Regions from separate parts of the Mus musculus genome. Here region 1 is linked to region 2. Evidence: chromatin loops called from intact Hi-C (ENCODE). Cell type or tissue: left cerebral cortex. All regions are shown on one strand. Links, peaks and the distances in the headings refer to the core of each region. The heading gives the core; the rest is flanking DNA.

Region 1 (4,603 bases), core at 229-4,228, 750 kb before region 2:
CAGCCATCAGTAACCCCCCCCCCCCAAAAAAAGGATCTATGCCAGGCCTAATGCTTAGACTTTGCTCACGTGATAGCAACATAGTAACCTCTGCTTTAAGAGACCTGACAAAACATTAACATAGTTTCTAGCAGTTGTATCAGTAAGATGAATTCCTGTCGGTTCTCCTGCCCCTATTAACACTACTGCTTGGGAAAGCTAAACACTGGCAGGAGATTTGTTTTTGTCAACATTGATAGGCTCTGACATCCCCTCCCCGCAGAACATTCACTAAAAAGATCTGTCAATGTTTGTCTTTTACAATCCAGAAGTCTCTCAATGGCCCTTAAAGGAAGAGCCATTCCTTTCTAATGGAATCGTCAGGAAAGTCACAACTGACTGTTGAAGTCTCTTTGGGAGGACTATACTTCAAGTAACTAATGGTAACTTACATGATTATGTGCCGGCAACTACTAAGTTCATCATATAGACAAACTCAATCCTTGTAGCAAACCTATTTTTAACCTCAGTTTTACAGATGTGGAAACAGGCATGGGGAGGATGTTGCAGAAGCTCTGCTCAAGGGCACATATCTATTAACTGGTAGAATCTGCTACTTATGTCCAAAGTCTAGGTGTCTAGGTGTGATAATGTGCCAGCAATTCTAGCACTCAGGAGGTAGAGAGAGCAAGGAGGATATGTCAAGGCCATTCTTGACTACACAGTAAGTTCAAGACAAATGTGGGCGATATGAAATCCCATGTCCCCACCACCTTTGCACATATGCCTCAAAATAATCAGTAGACAACCACAGGTTAGGCAGCAGTTGAATACAAAGTAAATACAAAATAGAGACATACTCTGTATGCAGCTAAAGCTGGTGTGCTGGTTTGAAAATGCTTGGTTCTGGGATGACACTATTAGGAGAAGGTGTGACCTTGTTAGAAGAGGTGTGGCATTGTATGGGGTGGGCTGGACACCAGGGACTGCAAGAATATGGATTTGGAAAGTATTGGCATGCTTTGAGTGGGGCTTAATGGGAAATCCTAGTAGGAATATGGAAGACATTGGTGCTGAGTATGGTTTGGACTGTAGGGACCTGGCTCAAGAAGTGTCAGAGATTTTTTTTTTAAGATTTATTCATTTTATGTATATTGAGTATAGTCACTATCTTCAGACACACCAGAAAAGAGCACCAGATTTCATTACACATGGTTGTAAGCCACCATGTGGTTGCTAGGAATTGAACTCAGGACCTCTGGAAGATCGGTCAGTGCTCTTAACCACTGAGCCATCTCTCCAGCCCCAGAGAAAGTTAATATGTGGCCTAGAGACTGTTTTTGTGATAGTTTGGTGAAGAATGTGGCTGCTTTTGTCCATGTCTGAAGAATCTGCCTGAGGCTAAGGCTAAAGTGAAGAGAATCCGATTAATTGCACTGACAAAGGAAGTCTTAGAAAAGCCTTTATCCTCTGGCTCACTCTTGGTTTATTCATGAAGAGTGTTTTGAAAATACAGAATGTATGGTTCAAGTATTATAGGGCAGCAGGAAGTAAAATGAAGCAGAGTCCTAGAAATTAAGGGAGTGGTGGCCTCAAGGTAAGACTCCACTCCTCACTGTTTGTGTGTTTGCAGTAGAACAAGGAATAGGTATGCCATGTTAGGTGTTATTTCCTGGTTACTATTTTCTTTTTTTCTTTCTTTCTTTTTTTTTTTTTTTAACAACAGGAATCAATTTTTATTTATTTATTTATTTATTTATTTATTTATTTATTATATGTAAGTACACTGTAGCTGTCTTCAGACGCACCAGAAGAGGGCATCAGATCTCTGTTACAGGTGGTGAGCCACCATGTGGTTGCTGGGATTTGAACTTCGGACCTTTGGAAGAGCAGTCGGGTGCTCTTACCCCCTGAGCCATCTCACCAGCCCCTCCTGGTTACTATTTTCATTTGTATTTTTAACAATTCAGAAGTGGAGGGTACACTTGTGTATTTTCTTTAGAGAATTATTTATTTTGTTTCTATGAGTACACTATAGCTGTCTTCAGACACACCAGAAGTAGGCATCAGATCCTATTATAGATGGTTGTGAGCCACCATGTTCTTGCTGGGACTTGAACTCAGGACCTCTGGAAGAGCAGGCAGTGCCCTTAACTGCTAAGCCATCTCTCCAGCCCTATACTTGTGACTTTAAGGGTGGACCATGGTGTGTGTGGGTAGGTGAGTAGGGCTGGATGTTGTGTGAGGCAGATGAGGGCGAGTCTGAGAAGCAGCAGGGCTGATTCTCATAGCACCTGGGGCAAAAGTGCTATGGAGGGAGGAAAGAGGATAGAAGGTGTACTGGCTGGTTTTGTGTGTCAACTGGACACAGGCTGGAGTTATCACAGAGAAAGGAGCCTCGGTTGAGGAAATGCCTCCGTGAGATCCAGCTGTAAGGTGTTTTCTCAATTAGTGATCCAGGGCAGAAGAGGGCCCATTGTGAGTGATGCCATCCCTGGGCTGGTAGTCTTGGATTCTATAAGAAAGCAAGCTGAGCAAGGCAGGGGAAGCGAGCCAGTAAGTAACATCCCTCCATGGCCTCTGCATCAGCTCCTGCTTCCTGACTTCCTTTGGTGATGAACAGGAATGTGAAAGTGTAAGCTGAATAAACCCTTTCCTCCCCAACTTGCTTTTCCTTGCTTCTCGGTCATGATGTTTGTGCAGGAATAGAAACCCTGATTAAGACAGAAGGCCATTGCTGTCCACACACAACTGCAAGCAGGCTTCCCCAAGTTCTGGTGTCTGTCCAGAGCTGACTCCACTGGAGGGCAGGATGATCACACAACTAGCTCTGGTCCCTTCTAGAAACTGCAGGGATCCTCTTTCCCTTGCAATCTCTTTCCATCCTTCTACTGAGAAAGCTTAACTTCACACTCACTTTGTACTAACCAAGAGAGGCTTCATGACTGCCACTCCCTGCCTCCCAGCCTCTGTTGAAGGGAGTATTCAAGCTGAAACAATAAATTGGTAACAGACACAAACACATGTTTAGTTTGTAGGATTTATGGGTTTTGGACAGCAGCTGAAGTTCACCAGAATACCACCAGCACAGCACTTTATGGGGTTGGGGTCTCAGAAGGCTGAGAGTCTGTGGGTGGCCTATAATCTAATCTTAAGAAGTCCAGCGTTTGCAGGGAGGTTCTCTGAGCACTTAAGGCACACACAGGAGACTGGGATGTCTATAGAGACAGTTCTCTATGTCTTTAATTCACTATGCATAAACACTGTTTTAGCAATTTGGTGTCTTCTCTTTTGAAAATAAATATGATTAACACAAAATGCTATCCAGACTCTTTAAATCTTTTTTTTTTTAAAAGAAAAATTCTTTTGTAGTCTAGGATCACCTTGCATTAGAAGCAATCCTCCTGCTTCAGTCTCCTGCATGCAAGGACTTTAGGTGTCTGTCACCACACCTGGTTAAAACTTTTTTTCTTTAAAATACACACACACACACGGAGAGGGAGAGAGATCCAGATGAGAAGAAATTAAATTACAATATGGTGAGATCTGGGTGCACTGCACTAACACCCCCCCCCCCCCCCCCCGTTCGCCTTTCTTTCTCAGTTCCTGCTCTAAAGGTTCAGCTTTCGTGCGTGCCCAAGCATCTCTTAGTTTAGAGTTTCTTCTGGTTTCACACAGCGGGCAACCTTAGCTGGAGTTTTAAGTGTATCCGGAAGCTCATATCTAAACACTGGCAACAACACAAGCAATCCCTCCATGGGAGGGCGACTAGGTCTACGCAGCGTAGCTCAAGAACAGGTTCGGTTTGGGGTCCGGGTGGTGGGGGGGGCGGGGCGAGAGGGAAGCCTCTAAGTGCATCCCGCTCTGCCACAGGCTCCACCCACCACGCAAAACCTGGCAAGAACTACACAGTTCAAGTCATCCTAAGATTCGCATTCCCAGCCCCCTCTCCACCAGCCTCGCCCCACCCCCACCCCCCTCAGATCCCACTCATTCTCTCAGGCCCCGCCCACCCGGAACCACGCAGGCTTCGTCATCCCGGGCTCCGCCCTCACGCTGCACGGGGCCCCGCCCACCCGGCTCTCGGCTCTCCCACCCGGAAACTGTCCTGGCCGCCTACTCTGTTGTCCTCTCCTCCTGGGAGACTGGCGACAATTGCGGCCAGCGGGTTGTTTAGTTGACCTGTGAGCCACAGCTTCGGGTCATGGAGGGGGACGGCCCCGCCGCCACGGCCCCGCAGTACCAGCCGGTCTGTCCTACGCGGGACGCATGTGTCTACAACAGCTGCTATTGGTGAGAGAGCGCGGGCGCGGACCCCGGGAATCTGCGCGGTTTCGCGCGCCGCCACCAATGCGCCCCTCTCCTGGATGCTCCCCTGAGTGCTGCTGCTGGCCTACACTGCCCGGGTTTAGCGCCGGGATGAGGAGGGTGGGGAACGCATTTCTGGTCTCCTTAGCTGAGCCTGAGCAGTGGGGTGAAGTCGGGGCGTCTTAGTGCATAGGGACAAGGGAGGGAGGGGAGTTAGGCTGGAGACCCAATGGTAACTGTTGAAGTCTGCATTGATTCAGGTTGAAGTATACGTCTTTATAATTTTAAAGACAATGGAGACACAGAATTTGTGGTA
Region 2 (4,603 bases), core at 150-4,149:
GTAAATTTCCTTCTGACAGCCTAGTCTATTTTTTTCCTTTGCCTGACAAGGCTTGACTGATGGATATCCAGAGAGAAGCTAACATAAGTTTTATACACCCTACTTTTAAAGTACCAGAACTTGGGAGGCAAACACAGGTGGGTGTATAGAAAGCATTTGAGGCCAGCCTGATCTATGTAGCTAGTTCCAAGCTGACTTGAGACCCAGATTTTAAGAAAAAAAAAAAAAAAAAAGCTACTAAGAAGCATTTGAATAATTAATGACAGACAAAAGGCTTTTGACTCATTAATGAGTGTTATCTTTGAACACAGGTATTCTGTGTATATTGCTTGTGTGTCAGTGTGAATATTGTCATAACAGACAAGATAGATGCGTATTAGTTTGTACTTTCAGATCATATTTTATTCTCTATTTTTGAATGGTAATAATACAATTCTCCCCCTCTCTCCTATCACATTTTTACTTTAGTGTTTCTGGACCCTCTTCTCTGTAAGAGCTTCACTCTTTTGACTTTAATTACACTGGGGGCATAATAAGAGAGGGATGAGTAGCTAATTTAATCCCTGAGGTTCCCTATGTAAGATTGTGTCATTCTTTCACTAAGGTTGCCTTCCTCTGGGGACGTTGTCATAGCCACAAGGTTAGTCTCTAGCCATGCAGTTTAGGAAAGTTACCCAGAGTTTCTAGAGTAGATCTGAAAAGGTAACCATCTGGTGGTCTTTTAAAAAATAAAATAAACCAGAGAAAGGTCTTGAGTTAGGATGGTGACAGCGGCTATAGGAAGGATAGGACTCAGTTACAGAATTTGGCTGTGGGTGAAAGAAGCAAAACAAACCGAAGTTTTAAGCTTTAAGATACCATTAGGTTCAAACTCTGGTTTTGATTCTTGTTGGTCTGGGGCATACACAGTCCCACCTGTTAGCACCTTTGTGATCTTGCAATTCGTTTTATCTAAACCAGTCTCAACCTTGATAAAACAGGTAGAGCAAATGCCTATCGTAATAGCTGATATAGAGGCTTTGGTAAAAGAAAACCGGGGCCTACAGTGCCTCGTATACAGATGGAAGAGGGGAAAGTGAGCAAACAAAGCCCAAACCACAAAACTGGGTGGAGGTGCCATCTTCCTGCTCCAAACACCTTCCCCCAAAAGGGTTCTGTTAAAGTCTGATAATTTTATTTACAGACCTCCTCCCTGTGCGGGTGTGGGGTGGAGTGGGAAGGGAGGTCCAACTTCTAGAGTCCTGCTGTAAACTGGCTTGTGCGCTTTGAGCTAGGAGCCCAAGTCAACCAGGCTTCCTGGTTTGCGATTTTGTGTTCCTTAAACCAAAACAGCTAAGTCTACAGTTCAGCCTCTGACCTTACTCTCTTCCTTTGCTGGAGAAGGAACAGAGAAACAACAGCCAGGTCATACCAATTCCACTGATAGGCAAGAAAGAGCGGCGAAAGAATGCGCTCAACTCTGATTAAGGATTTATCCAGGACAAGGATAAATCAAAGACCTCAGAGAGTTCTGGGTTCTTGCTCGTAAGTCAGGCTCCGAAGCCATTAATAAAATGTGCATGACCGTCCACGGGGACAGGGAGGGAGATGTGTAAACAGATGCGAGTGTGTTTTTCTTGGCAACACCTAACAACTCAAGGCCAGTGCCAAGTCTGGCTGGGATCGCCCTGTGCAGCCTCGCAGGTTATTTCCCCTGCCATTCCTCAGGCCTGGCCTCTGGGTGGGGAGAGGCAGGTAGGCAGGGCGGCGTCCTCCAGCTTTTCATCTCCCAAGCAGGACGAGGCGAGTTCAAGGGACACTCACTGGGCTCTACTAGACATTTAACACTGTCGGTGCGCAGTAGCCCAGCATCCCACGCTCGGGGCACGCCAACACCGAGGGGCAGCCACTCACAGGCGCTCGGGCGCTGGGACGCGGCGGGCCGGCGACGCGAGCGCCACCCCGCGGCGAGGCGAGGCGAGGCTAGGCGAGCCGAAGCGGGCGGGGACCATGGCAACGCTCGAGGCTCGCCGGGCCCCGCGTGCTGACGCTGCGCGGCGCGCCGGATTGTGACGCAGGGCCGCGGCGCCGGCTCCGCGTTCTCGAGTGACCGCGGGCGCCGCCTCGGGGGCCTCGCAACGGCAGCAACGGCCGAGGCAGGCGGGGTCAAGATGGTGGCTCCGCTGGCGGGGGAGGCGCTGGAGGGAGGAGGAGCCAGACCCTAGCCGGCCGGAAACACCGACGCCCCGAGGCCTCCCGGCAGCCGCTGCCGCCGCCCCCTGCTCCACCGAGGGACGCGAGCGGGCGGCGGGGCGGGCCGGGCCGGGACACAGGACAGGAGGCGGCCGGGGGCGGAGCCACTTTCGTCGGCGCCCGCCCCGGCCGCGGCCCCGGGCCTCCCCCGCGCCGCCCTGCCTGGCCCGGCCCGCCCAGCCCCGGTGTGGCAGCGGCTCATGGCGGCGGTGGGGCCCCCGCAGCAGCAGGTGCGGATGGCCCAGCAGCAGGTCTGGGCGGCGCTCGAAGTGGCGCTCCGGGTGCCCTGCCTCTACATCATCGACGCCATCTTCAACTCCTACTACGATTCCAGCCAAAGCCGGTTCTGCATCGGGCTTCAGATCTTTCTCCGGCTCCTTGGTAAGGACGGCGTAGGGCTAGCCCGCTGGCCGAGGCGTGCCCTCTCCCAGGCCGACGGGAACGGCAGGGCACTGGTGGCACGCGGCTTGGGGAACCACGGTCTGGTTCCCCAGAGGGCCTTTTGGCGGGGGTGCGGGGACCCGTGGTACTCGTGCCAGCGTTGACAGCTGAGTGGTGCTGGCGGGTCTGTGCCCTGCTCGGTTGGCACCTGGATGGGCGAGGAGAAAGCACGGCTGTGTGAGCATGCGGCTGTCTGTCTGCTGTTTCTCTTGGGGAATGACTGCTGGCTTCCAGCGTCCTATGCGACAGCCCTGGAAAAACAGCTCTCCGGGTCTCGCCGTGTGTGACCTTGGACTTGAGCCAGAGCTTGAGCCCCCTGTCTACCCATTTCACAGTGCAGAATACGTTGTCACTTCTGTGTCTTGGAGTCCACCGGATCGTGAAGTACTTGAGGTAAATGGCCACTCAAGCCATGAATGTCAGTCCTTGAAACCATTTCCAAAAGTCACCGCGAGGAAGGTTATACTTACAACGAACCCCTAAACTCTTTCTATGAGTAAATAATAAGGTGTTGGATGTGACTATGAAAGCTTACCATCCCAGGGTGATGAGACATCTGTGGGAGACTAGAAAGATCAGTCTTCATTTCATATGGATTGAGTGCTAAAAGTATTTTATATTTCACTTTCTATTTCTCTCTGTGCTACATACCAGAAGTGAGAAACACATAAAGAGATCTTTTCCAGATAATTACAGCTTGGCAGGTTTTGTTGATGAGATCATTACGATGAGTTTTTAGGTGGGTTCTTGCTATTGAAAGGTTGGGGGTGCGGGTACCTGGTAGTGAGGTCCTGACCAAGACCTTGAGAAGTGCGAGCGCCTCTGCTGCCTTATTCTCCCAGAAAAGGAGCGTCAATAAAGAAGCAGTTTTGTTCTTGGCAGTAACTCTTCTACATTTGTCTGCTAGAAAGCATTCTCACAGGTTTTACCTAATCCGTCGGTCACTCCTCAAAGGTGGATCGTGTTATTTAGACTTTACAGGTGAGGAAATGAGGTTGGAGAAGTTAGGTGTTTGGTTTCTGGTGCACAGCTGGTGTTTGCCAGAGCGTTAGAAAGGCTTCTGGTGTTCAGGGATGGTTCCCTTTTGTTCTTCCTCAGTGTGCGGAGATGCAGTACCCAGCGCTGTGACCCCGCAGTGCTCACCTTAAAGTTAACAAGAAAGAAAAAGTGGTGGTGATACTCTTCAAGCACAGGGCTTAGTGTCATCTACTGGGGATACAAGTTAGTCGTTCTGCTCTTCTTTATTAAAGCCACTTCCACCATTCTCTGTGTTCGAGAGGAGTCTGCATAGTCATCTCAGAGATAGTACATACAGCCACTGCCTTGAATGTCTTCATGGCATAATAACCGCAGATTCTGGCAACTTTGGGGGGACCTGAGGATTTAATGCATTTCCTGTTGGAGTACTCGACACTAGGTAGATTTATAGAAAGGAGTTTTCTTAAGTCACTTACGGTAAAAACATTTAAGAAAGTCAGTGTTCCCCCGCCCACTCCTTATACTTTATTTCTTCACAGAAGTTTTGTATTTGAGAATTTCAGGAAGAGCTCCATTTCACGAGTCTGTAGTTTTGTTTTCTCTACCTTTATAAAAACAATGATGGTATTGTCAACATAAAAACACAACTCATCTCAAATGGGATAAGAGATAGCTTATTCTGAAACCAAATCTGATTGACTGTGGCCCATGAACACTGATTGACGTTACCCCAAATTCCATGTTCAACATGGTAACAGTTTGATAAAAGTTTTATAACACAACACTTTAAAAACCATTAGTGGAATGTTAAGTAGGTAGGTGAAAGCAAAGCTGAAAGGTTCTTGTTATAGACCCAGGATGCTGTCTGTAGAAGAAGGTACTCTAGAGCTCTGGCTGTTGGGAACTAAGGCTTTAAGTTAGTATATTCCAAAAGGTTTGTATGTTAGTCACT

What was found. Peaks named below come from ENCODE experiments on the same cell type or tissue, not always from the same donor. Only the 100,000 strongest peaks of a DNase experiment are listed, where the experiment ranks them.
Region 1: a loop joins it to region 2, with 3 times the contacts of the local background. A loop is called at or near these places in 5 of 42 quality-filtered maps.

What each region holds. Positions count from the first base shown.
Region 1 is chr15:58,137,310-58,141,912 of GRCm38, forward strand. Wdyhv1 (WDYHV motif containing 1) reads left to right here and starts at 4,057. Exons shown (of 6, transcript NM_029734.2): 1 at 4,057-4,272. The coding sequence starts at 4,184. In left cerebral cortex, for the core only: a CTCF peak has its summit at 1,800 (motif pointing right); a DNase peak (open chromatin) is centred at 4,037; H3K4me3 peaks cover 684 bases; H3K27ac peaks cover 601 bases.
Region 2 is chr15:58,886,882-58,891,484 of GRCm38, forward strand. Rnf139 (ring finger protein 139) reads left to right here and starts at 2,348. Exons shown (of 2, transcript NM_175226.4): 1 at 2,348-2,613. The coding sequence starts at 2,433. It also overlaps a transcript of Tatdn1 not described here. In left cerebral cortex, for the core only: a CTCF peak has its summit at 1,944; DNase peaks (open chromatin) are centred at 2,077, 2,504 and 2,741; H3K4me3 peaks cover 2,636 bases; H3K27ac peaks cover 2,513 bases.